Regions from separate parts of the Mus musculus genome. Here region 1 is linked to region 2. The links are chromatin contacts, found by POLR2A ChIA-PET in ENCODE. All regions are on one chromosome and are shown on one strand. The core of a region is the stretch at or near the end of the contact, and the rest is flanking DNA. Distances in the headings are between cores, read along the strand shown.

Region 1 (5,750 bases), core at 544-3,043, 150 kb before region 2:
AAGAGAACAACACTGATGACCTTAGTAACTTGAAAAAGCAAACTTTTAAAGCCCTCTTTCTTAGGGTTGCCTTACTACAGAAAACCCTTTTTATATCAGTGGGTGACAGATTGGAAAAACCCACATACCACTGAGGAGGCTGGATCACTGGTAGAGCACTTGCCTAGTAAGTTCCAAGGCCCTGGGACCAAGACAGAACAAAATACTTTAATTCTAGTTGGGGTTATTTGTTATTTGAAAGATCCCGAAGTGTGCTCACCTTTAATCTCAGCACTGAGGAGACAGAGCTCTATGAGTTCAAGGCTAGCCTGGGGGGAGGGAAGGAGGAGGGAGGGAGGGGGAAAGAGAGAGAGAGAGAGAGAGAGAGAGAGAGAGAGAGAGAACCCGAGTCCAGGGGAAAGGAGGAGACCCTGCCTAAAAGAACAAAACAACCCAGAGTGAAAAAGAATCACCAGCGTACACCTTTAATCCCAGCACTCGGGAGGCAGAGGCAGGAGGATTTCTGAGTTCGAGGCCAGCCTGGTCTACAGAGTGAGTTCCAGGACAGCCAGAGCTATACAGAGAAACCCTGTCTCGAAAAACCAAAATAAATAAATAAATTTTCATTCACACAGACCTTTGCCTTGCACGCTTCATTGTGTGTCTTTGAGTGCCCATGGGTGTCGGGGTATTCGAACTCAGACCCTCAGGATTCCCCCTCCCCAACTCCACCCCTGTCAGTGCTTTTATTCAATGCTCCATCTCCCAGCCCCGCACATTCTCTTACAGTAGAAGCCCACGTGGTAAATCTATTCCTTTTTTATTGTCCACGTGAAGAAGTTGTTCCCTCCAAGTCGCCCCGCAGGGCTGCAGCTTCGGACCCCACCCCACCCTCCCACCTCATAAGGCCAGGTTCAAAGGAGTGCAGAAATAAGGTCTGCAGCAGCAGACAAGCAGGCACTCTGCCAAGTGTACTAGCCACATTTGGCAGCTAAGCCTCCAAATCTGGAAGGTCCCCATTTTCCAGGCAAGGCAAGTTGAGCTCTAGAGAGGCGAGGTGGCTCGACTGCGTCAGCAGCCACACCGCCCCAGGCTGGAGCTGCCTCGCGGGAACAAGCTTCATGGCCAGCACCTGGGCTGGCTCCCAGTTCAGGATTCCAGCCTATTTGCGGGCCCCACCGGGACCTGCCCTGTCCGGGGTGGCCTGGCTGGGTGCCCCTCGAGCCGCCAGGGTCCGCTCGCCCAAGCTGGGTGGAACCAGGAACCTGGACCCCTGCCGGGTATGGTCACTGGGGGATGAGGCGGGGCAGGGGTGCTAGCTCATTTCCCGGTCGCAACAACCCGGAAGGCTGCGGACCGAGGGGGAAGTGACTGAGCGTGGGGCCCTGCGCCCAAAGTAACGGGGCGACACGGGTCTCGGGGATCGAAAGCGGGGCCAGGAAAGCGGAGAGGGGGCGCGAGGCTGGGGCTGTGCCGTCTCGATGGCGTCGAGTGCGCGGGGAATCTCTGCGATTCTTCCCACCGCGCCCCGCATCCCCAGAACGCCGCCCCCCACTAGCTCCTTGCCAGCCCCACCCTCGCCGGGAGCCCCACCAGGCCCCCATGCACACGGCTCTCCACTCCTCTCTCATCCCCATCCCCCTCACCGTCGAACATCGCCTCGAGTCCCCTGACTTCTAGGTGGCCTCAGACACCACACACACCTCGCGACCACCCCGCGCCCCTCACCTCGGGTCTCCTCGGCCGCGGACTCTGGACAGTCGACGCGCCGAACCGGCTCTGAGACCCGCGCAGCGCCGCAGCCACTTCCTCGTGGGCGGGGGGCGGGGCCTTCGGGCACAGCCCCGCAGGGACCGGGGGCGGGACCCGGGCGGCTGTGGCCAGATCTCAGGGCCCGCCCACCCCTCGGGGTACTAAGCCGCCCGGACCTCAGTTAAGTCCAGCTCAGCCCAGAATTCGTTCGGAGATCGCACGCTGTTGCCCCTAACTACTTTCTGAATGGGGAAACTGAGGCTGGAAGAAGGGGGGGGGCGCTTAGAGGGCGGAAGCCCGAGATCGGGCAACCAAGAATTCAAAGGTTTTGAGGCCACACGCAGGCACCCCGCAACTTAATGACTCCTGCCCCGCCCCTCGCACTCTAGGTGCACCCCAGCCGTGGTTCCCCAGACTCTGTGTCCCAAAGATGGCAGAGTCGCTGGCGTCCAGGAAGAAGAGCACTGCCACTCCAGGTGACTTCTCGCTTCGGAAGTCCACACACTTCCCTCCAAGTTGCTGAGTAGCTTTGCAGTCAGGTGATGATGCTCCAGGGTCAAGGGTCTTCCAGGTTAGGTGCGTCTCAAGTTCCTTTTGCTGTGCCTCCCACCTTCTGAGAGCTCCTCTCTAGACTCCCAGCAATCTCCTGTATCACTAATTCTGGCTTAGAGGTGCCTGTGATAACCCACACCTGTCATCCCAGCACTGGGGAGATGGAGGAAGAGAGATGAGATTCGAGTTCACCCTTGGCTGTAGAGCTGGATGAAGGCCAGCCTGGGTTACATGAAACCCTGCCTCAAAAAAACCAAAGAAATGGGCCAGTAAGATGGCTCAGATGGCAAAGGTGCTTGCTGCCCAGCCTAAGGACCTGAATTGAACTCCCAGCACTGACTTCCACACACATGCCAGCCATAGTGAACTAGAGTGTGTAAACATACACACACACACACACACACACACACACACACACGCAGGGTAAGTAAATAAATTAATACTTTTTTTTTTTTTTTGAGCCAGGGTTTCTCTGTGTAGCCCTGATTGCCCTGGAATTAGCTCTGTAGGCCAGACTGCCCTTGAACTCAGAGATCCGCCTCTGTCTGTGTCTCCAAGTTCTGAGTTCTGGTATTAAAGCAGTGCATCATCATGCCTGGTGTAATAAAATACTCTAAGTTTGGAGCAGTTGCTGCAGTGAACACCCTGCCCATGTTCAGTGATTATGTATATGTGTGTGTGTGTATACACACACACACACACACATATACATATATAATGGTGTTGGGATTCAAACTCAGGGCCCTGCACACACAGCAGACGCTCAGTCACGGAGCTACATCCCCAGCCTTCACTTAAGTCTCCTTAAGTTTCTGGGGCTGGACTTGAAGTTACGTAGGCCTTGAGCTTGTGATTCTCCTGCCTCAGTTCCCCGTGCCACCAGACCCACCCAGCTCAGTAAGATTTAGCTCAGGTTTCCACGAGTCATCCTCCTGCCACAGACACAGAGGAGCCATGATCCTGCGCCCCCTGCTTTGCTGTTCCTGTAGGTTTGTATCTGTAGCCCTGTGGGTCAAGGGCATCCCTGGCTGGCAATCTGTCCGTGCTCGCTCAGCTCCATAAAAGCCCAGCAATGGCCCCAGGAGGCCTTGAGTGATCTGACTCCATACGCCTGTGGTGTCCTACAGTTCTCTGTCCCGGGGTAGTAACCTAAAGTGACCCAGTGTCTTCAGAGGATGGACAAAGCAAAACCAAGCCCAGGACTCTAGGAAGTGGCCCACTACAGAGAAGCCCCTCTGGGTGAGCTGTATGCCTGGAGGGCAGTAACCCTCAAGCGGAGGGGAGTCCTCAGAGCAGAGCATAGGACAAGACAATCCTGCAGAGAAAACCAGAGCACTCACTGGTCAGCTCTGGTCAGCTTAAGCTCAAGCGTCTTTCAAGAGGGTTAAGATTCATGGACCAGGTGTTTTGTTTTGTTTTGCTTTATGATGGTGGGTATAACCCAAGACCTTACACATGCACTGAGCCACACAGACCCTAGCCCCTCACAGAGGGTGAGTCTATTCAGTTCTTCTCTGAATGCGATGGTAGGAGCTTGCACCTCTTGAGAAGAAAGTCACTGTAGGTAGTGTTGACTTGCTCACTCTGTCTGGTGTGAGGTGCTGCTCTGAGGTGAGTAGCTGGCCTCCACCTCACCCTTCTGTGCTGCCACAAGCTGTGGAGCCAAGTGACTATAGACTGAAAACTTTGAAGCCATGAGGAAACACAGATCATGCAAGTGTGCTTCTATGCGTGTGTGTGTGTGTGTGTGTGTTTGCCAAAGGTCAGTCTTCCTCAGGCAGCTTGTGTTTTGAGTTTTTCTCACAGAGTGTGTTAGGTTGACAGAACTTTGCACCCCAGGGATCCTCCTGATTTCACCCTCAGTGCTAGGATCATAGGTACATGTCACTATGCCACTTTTTGTTCATTTTTGAGGCAGGTTCTCTCAGTGTAGCCCTAGCTGGCCTGAATTCACAATGACCAGCCTGCCCCTGCCTCCTGAGTACTAGGATTAAAAGTGTGTGCCACCATGGCCAGATAGCTTTTCTTTTTCTTTAAAGAAAATCTACTTTTATTTTATGTGCGTGGATGTGTTGCTTGCATGTCTGTGCTCCAAGTGTATGCAGTACCCTCAGGGGTTGGAAGCAGGCATCAGGTACCCTGCAACTCAAGTCGCTGTTGTTGAGAGCCACTGTATGGGTGTTGGGAATTAAATTCAGGTCCTCTGCAAGAGCAGCAAATGATCTTAACCAATGAGCACCCCCTCCTCCCCAGATAGGGTCCCTCTCTAGCCCGGGTTGTCCTGGAACTCATCGTGTAGACTTTCTTAGCCTGCCTCTGCCTCTCTGCCTCTGCCTCTGCCTCGTAGGATTAAAGGTATGTGCCACAACATCTGGCTTTTTTTTTTTTTCTTTAAAGTGGGTTCAGGGCTGGAACTTGGCTCCTTGCAAAACAAGCACTCTGCCATTTCTCCAGCCCTTTCTTCCCTTTTTTAAAGCTTATTTTGATTTTATGTGCATTGGTGTTTTGCCTGCATGTATGTCTGTGTGAGGGTGCCAGATCTTGGAGTTACAGACAGTTGTGAGCGGCCGTGTGGGTGCTGGGAATTGAACCCAGGTCCTCTGGAAGAGCAGCCAGTGCTCTTAACTGCTGAGCCATCTCTCCAAGCCCCTTGTTTGTGTCAGTTGCCATGGCCATTAAAAACAGAAGGTTCAGAAGGTTCAATGACTTCTGCCAGTTGTCATATGACCTCCACATGTGCACTGTGCTGTGCACATCCCTGATACAATATAAATAAATATACAATAAAAACTAACACAGAAAGGAAACCTCAGACTGCAAAGCTCTCCCCCACACCCCCATCACTCCACCTTCCACCTCTGGGTCTATAGCCCAGGCTGGCCCAGAATTCAAACTCCTCCTGCCTTGGGCTCCCCGCTTGCTTGTCAGTACAGGGTGCACCATCGAGAGGGAGCTTTATGACCTCAAGTGAAGCAAATCTTTGGAGAAGAGGGCTTGGGGGACGCCACCTTGGAGAGCTGTCTGTCTCTTCCGGGAATGTGCGCACATAGTGCCTTGTAAACGAAGATGAGCCACTCTCCTATCTCTGCTGCATCTCTGGTTTCCCAGAAATGTAGCCTCATGCAGGTCACTTAGGAGGAGGGAGTCGGGTGGGGCCAGCACAGCATCTTCCATTAGCATGTGCTGCTGATTCTCAGCTCTCCCTCCCCCACCCCCTGCATCAGCCTTGCTGCCTCCCAGGCACAGCTGACTGGACCGGTCAAGATAGTGGGAGACCTTCCTCAGCAGCTCCAGATATAATGTCCTCTTTGTTGCAAGGGCATAAACAAGGACCCTGACACCAAGACACACAGCCTGAAAACTGTTAGCCAGACAGAAGAGAAACTTCCAGCCACCCAAGACCACACCTCTGTGTAAAGTGGGCAAAGGTCCAGAGCAGGGATGTCCACCAGCAGCTCATGGCATCC
Region 2 (6,150 bases), core at 2,837-5,336:
CATAAAATTATTTTCACGGTTACTTCATAACTGTAATTTTGCCACTGTTATTAATCGTCATGTAAATATCTGTGTTTTCCGATGGTCTTGGGCAACCCCTGCCTTAGGGAGATCCTAGGATAGAAGGCTGATTTGGGATTAGAGGGATGGAGAGAGAGGCAGAGTCAGTTCTCACACTATCTTGCTATGATGTGCATCAGGCCAAGAGGATGAAACTAGATTAGACGTATCTACCTTTAAAAAAAAGATGGTGTTCCGTAGGCAGAAAGAGCAGCAGTAATTAGATCACATCCTGCCCATGTACAAACTAGATGCTATTAAACCCCATATTACCTTAATTTGTTTATATTCATGCCTTTAGGTAAGGAGGCACAGGTCCCAGTCCTTCTGGGGACTGGGGAATCTGTCACATTAGTCTGTACTTGTTTCTGCTTTTGCACAATTGGGGTAGTTAAGATTAGAGTTTCAGATCTTAGTAGGAACATTCCTGACATCCTGGAGGCAGGAGGATCAAAGTTTGAAATCACCCTTGGCTACAGAGCAAATTCAGGGCCAGCCTGTGCTACTTGAGGCTATCTCTAAACAAACACCCACATTCCGTGAAAGCTCACATATTGATTGATAGTGTTTTGTTTAAGGGGTAGTTTAGAAAGAGGTTCCACAGGCCTCTAAAAAATAACAGGACAAATGAATGAAGGGTTGAGGGTATTAACCCCGCAGAAGTGGAGGTCATTGGACAGCTTGTGGGAGTCGGTTGTATTTCTACAGTGTGGGTCCCAGGGATCAAACTCAGATGGTCAGGATCTTTTACTTGAGTGGATCCACGCAGGATCTTTTACCGGATGAGCGGTCTTGCAGGGTCCCAACCTGTCTTTTGAGGCAGGGTCTTTCATCGAACTGGGCCGCCCTGGTTTAGACTGGCTGGCCAGCAAACTCAATCCTCCCAGCTGCTCCTTGGGTGCTGCTGTGTCTGGTTCTTAGTCCTTGTGTGTGTTGTGGTAATCACTTTACCAAATGAGCCAGCTCCCAAACCTTGTTTGTTTGTTTCCAATGGGGACTCGTGTAGCCTAGACTGACCTCAAACTGTCACCTCAGTTAATCAGATGAACAGCTGATAATGTGATAGGAGTTTAGAATATAGATTTTAGAGCTACTCTGCTTAAGAAAGAAAAGCCTAAGAAAGAAAGTAAATTTAGAGGCATAGAAGACCTTGGTCTGCAGATGACAGTCATATTCAGTTTGGTAGTCAAAAGGTGGGAAAGGGGCTGAGGATGTGGCTCAGTGGATAGGGAGCTTGCCTGGCATGTAGGAACTCAAGGGTTCGGTTCCCAGTAGGTGCACAAAATCAGACTTCATGATGTGATCTTGCATTTCACATACTCAAGAGGTGGAGGCAGGAGGATTAATAGTTAAAGATCATCCTTAGCTACATACTGCGTTCTAGGCCAGTTTGGGCCATATGAGATCTTGTCCTAAAGACAAATGGGCTGGGGAGGGTCAATAACGTGTTTGCCTTGCACGTATGAGGATCTGAGCTGGATTCCAGGCACCTGTAGTCAACACTGGGTGTGGCATCCCACATCTGTAATCCCAGTGTTGGGAGGGGGAGATAAGGATGTTTGGGGCTTGCTGGCCAGCCAGTTCAGGTGAATCACTAAGTTTCAGGTTCAGTGAGAAATCGTCTCAGAATTGAGGTGGGGAATGGTTGGGAAAGACACCCAATAATGTGTGACTGTATCTTCCAGATGTGTGTACACATGTGCTCAGGGAGCGGCACACAGGAACGCACACACGACAATCAAAGCATGGAGGACAGTCTTCTCTTTGAAGCAGGGTATGGCAGAATACTGTTAGGACTCTCTCCGACTAGCAGACAACAGTGTGCGTTCCCAGTTAATGGGCAGAGGAAATGACTTAGCCTCCAAGACGCACACTTGTGACTCAGGGGTTGGGATAACCAGGTGAAGAAAGGTCCAGACGTCTAGGCAGGTAAGGAAACAAAGAGGTGGAGCAACCCAAGACTCCTGGGTGAGGGTGCAGGAGAGTGGACCCAGGAGGAAGGAAAAGCACATGTGAGCTGAGGCGGGGGTGTGTGTGTGTGTGTGTGTGAGTGTGTGTGTGTGAGTGGGTGAGTGTGTGTGTGTGTGTGTGAGTGGGTGAGTGTGTGTGTGTGTGTGTGTGAGTGTGTGTGTGTGTGAGTGGGTGAGTGTGTGTGTGTGAGTGGGTGAGTGTGTGTGTGTGAGTGTGTGTGTGTGAGTGTGTGAGTGTGTGTGAGTGTGTGAGTGTGTGTGTGTGTGTGAGTGGGTGAAGGTGGAGGGAAGAGGAATGAGAAAGAAGGGAGGTATGGCTGAGGATACAGAGAAAGAGAATGACAGGGCAAGGAGGGAAGGAGAGAAGTGCAGGGGGAGAGAGAGAGAGAGAGAGAGAGAGAGAGAGAGAGAGAGAGAGAGAGAGAGAGAGGTTAACTTCAGTTTTTCTCCACTGTTTATCCCCCAGCTCCATTTTTTCTGGTGGCAGAGTCTCTCACTGGCATAGGGTTCCTGATTCATGGAGGCTTACTGGCCTATTAGTCCCAGGGATCCTTCTGTCTTTGCCTCCCAGGGGGCTGGGATCACTCAAACTCACCAGCACACCTGTACCGTGGGGCTGGAGAGATGCTGAACAGTTAGGAGCACACGTTGCTCTTCCAGAGGACCTAAGTTCAGTTCCCAGCACCCACACGGTGGCTCACAAACACCCGCTCCAGATCCAGCACCTTGTGATGCACACATACAAACACGCACACAAAACACTCCTATATAGGTAACAGAAATATCTAAAAAAAAGCCTCACAAAACTTAGCTTCTTGTGCTTGCACCATCGAACACCTTACCAATGGTGCTATTCTCCCAACACCAATCAAAGACTCCTAAATGGATTTATTCCAACCTAGGGTCTCGCTCTCAGCGACAACGGCTTAGAAATGGAAGCAGAGTTAGAGTCTGGATTAACCGTTGCCCATACACGATCCTATTCTTAAGATATTTTCCCTCCATTATTAAATAGTCTGGGCTGCACAGGCTCATAAAACCAAACTGCCTAGGACAAGAACAGGTACAAGCCTGTAATCCCTGCGCTCCGGAGGCTGAGTAGGGGGAATCACAGTTTTGAGGTCAGCCTCAGCTACAGATGAGCCCCTGTCTCCAAAGAGGGTGGTCAAACGCTGTGGGTAGCTGGTTCTAAGGAAGAACCATAGAGTCTGCCCATGAAGTGAATTAAGTTCAGGTCGGATGGGAGTTTGGTAAATATACGCAGCCTTTTCAAGAACCTTTTATTTCCTCTCTAGAATGCGTTACCATAGAGATTGGTTTGCTTGCTGGGGAAAGAAAGCCCGGCTTTTACTTTTTACCGGCCTGACACTCTGGGGGTTTGGGGGTGGGTTCATCAGAAGGCAGGGACTCGAAAACCCGACTGCTTACTTCTCTGGGTTAGTTCAGTTGCATGCAGGTTCCTATCCACAAAACCACCACCTCTCCATTTACATCCTTCATCTTGTTTAGCTGGTCCATATGCCGCACTTCCTCTGAGTCTAGCCACTTTGTCAATCGAATACACCAGTTGCACAGGGCACATCCGACACTCGATCACTGCGGGAAGTCTTCCCTTGGAACTTGCAGGATCTAGTGTGTACCCACGCGCGCACGCGCGCACGGTTCTTGGGGTTTCATGCAACACCCTGGCTTCCATCAGGAGCTTTGAAAAGTCCGACACTGAAGAAACAATCGGTTCCCCCAAATCGTCGCACAAGCAAATCAGTTGGTTCTGAGATTGTGACTAAGAACCAGCTCCGACTGCGCCGCTTGTGTGTGCGTGTGTGTCGTCTACGTGTGTGGGGCGGTGGTGGCCACGGTGGTGTCTGTTTCAAGGCTCCCCGCCGGCTGCAGGAACCTTGCAGCTCCCCCAGACCCCCTTGCGCGCGCCCAGGACAAGCGCGGTCCGCGTAGCGCCGTGCTCGGGCGCGCGCACGCACGCACACACGCAAGCGCGAGGCCGCGCAGGGCCGGGCCGGCAAGGCGGCGGGCGCGCGCAGCTCGGGAGGCGGCGGCGGAAGCAGCGAGGGCGGCGGGCGTCCGGCTGCGAGCGCGGCGGCTCCGGGCTGGGCCAGCCAGGGGCGGCTCCTGGCGGCGGCGCGGCCGAGCGCTCGGTTCTACGGTTCCAGCCCGTGGTCTCCGGCCCAACGCCTGCGCCGCGCACTCGGCGTCCCGGCTCGGACCCCGGCGCCCAGCCCGTGGCCGTAACCTTGAGGCGGCGGCGGGGCCGGGCCGGGCCGGGCTGGGGGGCGGCGGCACTGGATCCGAGGCCGGCCGGCCGCTGGCGGGAGATGTCGAACCCCGGGACCCGTAGGAACGGCTCCAGCATCAAGATCCGTCTGACAGGTAGGCACGACAGGGCCGCGGCCCTCGCGCCCCTAGACTGTCCCAGGGACCCTGCGGACTCCCGCCCCGCCCCCTCCCCCCCCCCCCCCCTTGCACCGGCCGTTGTCCCGGGACCGCTGCACCCCCTACGGCGTGCGCCCCTCGCTCGCGCTCCCGGCCCCGCCCCCCGGGTGCTCTGCAGGCGCCGCCCCTGCCGCCCCGTCCCCTCCCTCTGCATCAGGGCCCGCCCCTGGCACATCAGGACACGCCCCGCTGCGGCAGCCCCGCCCTCCCTCTGCATCAAGCCACGCCTCTCCGATCTGCAGACTCGCCCCCTTAACTAGGCTCAGCCCTCGACTCTTCTGCAGACTCCCCCTCCCCCTCACAGGCTCCACCCCTTGACTACTTTGTAGCTTTGGCGACCCGCCCTATGGCTCCTCCCTCTGCATCATTCCCCGCCCCCTGCTTGCTCTGCAGGCCCAGGCAGCTGCCTTTTCTGCATTAAGCCTGGCTTGCTGTTCATCCCTCTATCATAGATTCCACCCCTGTGGCTGATTCTCTTGGCCCCGCCTCTGGCTCCTTTCTCTTCAGGTTCTTGCCTATCCCCCCCTGCCCACACTACTCTATCTGCCCACACCTACCATCAGTTGCATATGGGCCACGCCCCCTAGCTTTCTCCCTCTGCCCCTAACTTTACCCTTCTGGATCAGGTCCCGCCCCCTAGCTCCTCCACTACAGGACTCCCCCCCCCCCTCTCCTTTCTGCCCCACACCTACCCTCAGCTGCATATAGGTACCACCCCTCGGGGCCCTCCACCGGTCCCCTCTAGTGTCCTCTCTTGACACCGCCCCAGCACCCTCTGATCCACACCTACCCCCCTGCCTGCTTTTCTTCAGGCCTTGTACATAGCCACACACCTTTCAACTTCATGTAGATCCCGCCCCCTCGCTGCACCTCCACCGCTCTTTCCACCCCTACCTCACATTTTCATCATCCATCTCTTCACTCTCATCCTCCTTCTACCTGCTGTTCCCCTCTAGGCCCACCCCTCACCATCCTCCCGCCTGTCCCCTCCCTCTTTTCCCTTGCAGCTTCTCATCACTTCATCTCTCTCTCCTTTCTTTCTTCCCACTCTCTCACATGAACATTATCTACCTTCTCCCTTCTCTCTCTGGGTCCCTTCGAATCATCCCACCCCCTACTCGTTTGCCTTGCTTCTCTTTGCTCTCCCACCGCCTCACCCACTCCTCATCTCCATCTCTCTAGTTTCCCCTCTCCTCTCTTGGCTCCGCCCCCTCTACTGTTTTCAGCCACGCCCCCGTCCCTGCTTGATCCCGCCCTCACTTATCTTTCAGTCCCGCCCACTCGCTTCTGTCTTACAGCCTCCACCCTTAAGTCGCAAATTCCTCAATCCTGTCTGGGACCAAACGTCTGTCTCCCAGTCTTGTTCTCACTTCCCCCACCTCATCAGTGGTCCAGACCTCTCCAGTCTAGTCCACTTCCGTTCTCCCCGAGGCCAGGCCACTTAGTACTCCAGAGACGAGTCCTTGGTTCCTACCTCCTCTGCAATGCCTTCACCCCTCGCCACATCCTTGAGTCCCCCCTCCCACACAAGCTGAGCTGTGGCAGCTGCTCTAGTGCAAGGCGCCTTGTTCCCCTCAGTCTTCAGAGGAATGTTCAGGTTTGCTAAGTGCTCTGTAGTGCCACCTTCAAAGGTGAGCGCAGAGCTTGCTGTGGGTCTGACAGCAGCAGGGCA

What was found. ChIA-PET counts read pairs that join two places held with the same protein, here RNA polymerase II (POLR2A).
Region 1: POLR2A ChIA-PET joins it to region 2 with 11 read pairs in Patski. The contact joins the promoter of Arpc1b here to the promoter of Smurf1 in region 2. POLR2A ChIA-PET finds 5 or more read pairs at or near these places in 2 of 5 experiments (Patski and embryonic stem cell).

The regions. Positions count from the first base shown.
Region 1 is chr5:145,110,299-145,116,048 of GRCm38, reverse strand. Arpc1b (actin related protein 2/3 complex, subunit 1B) reads right to left here and starts at 1,793. Exons shown (of 10, transcript NM_023142.2): 1 at 1,708-1,793.
Region 2 is chr5:144,963,766-144,969,915 of GRCm38, reverse strand. Smurf1 (SMAD specific E3 ubiquitin protein ligase 1) reads left to right here and starts at 4,086. Exons shown (of 18, transcript NM_001038627.1): 1 at 4,086-4,415. The coding sequence starts at 4,361.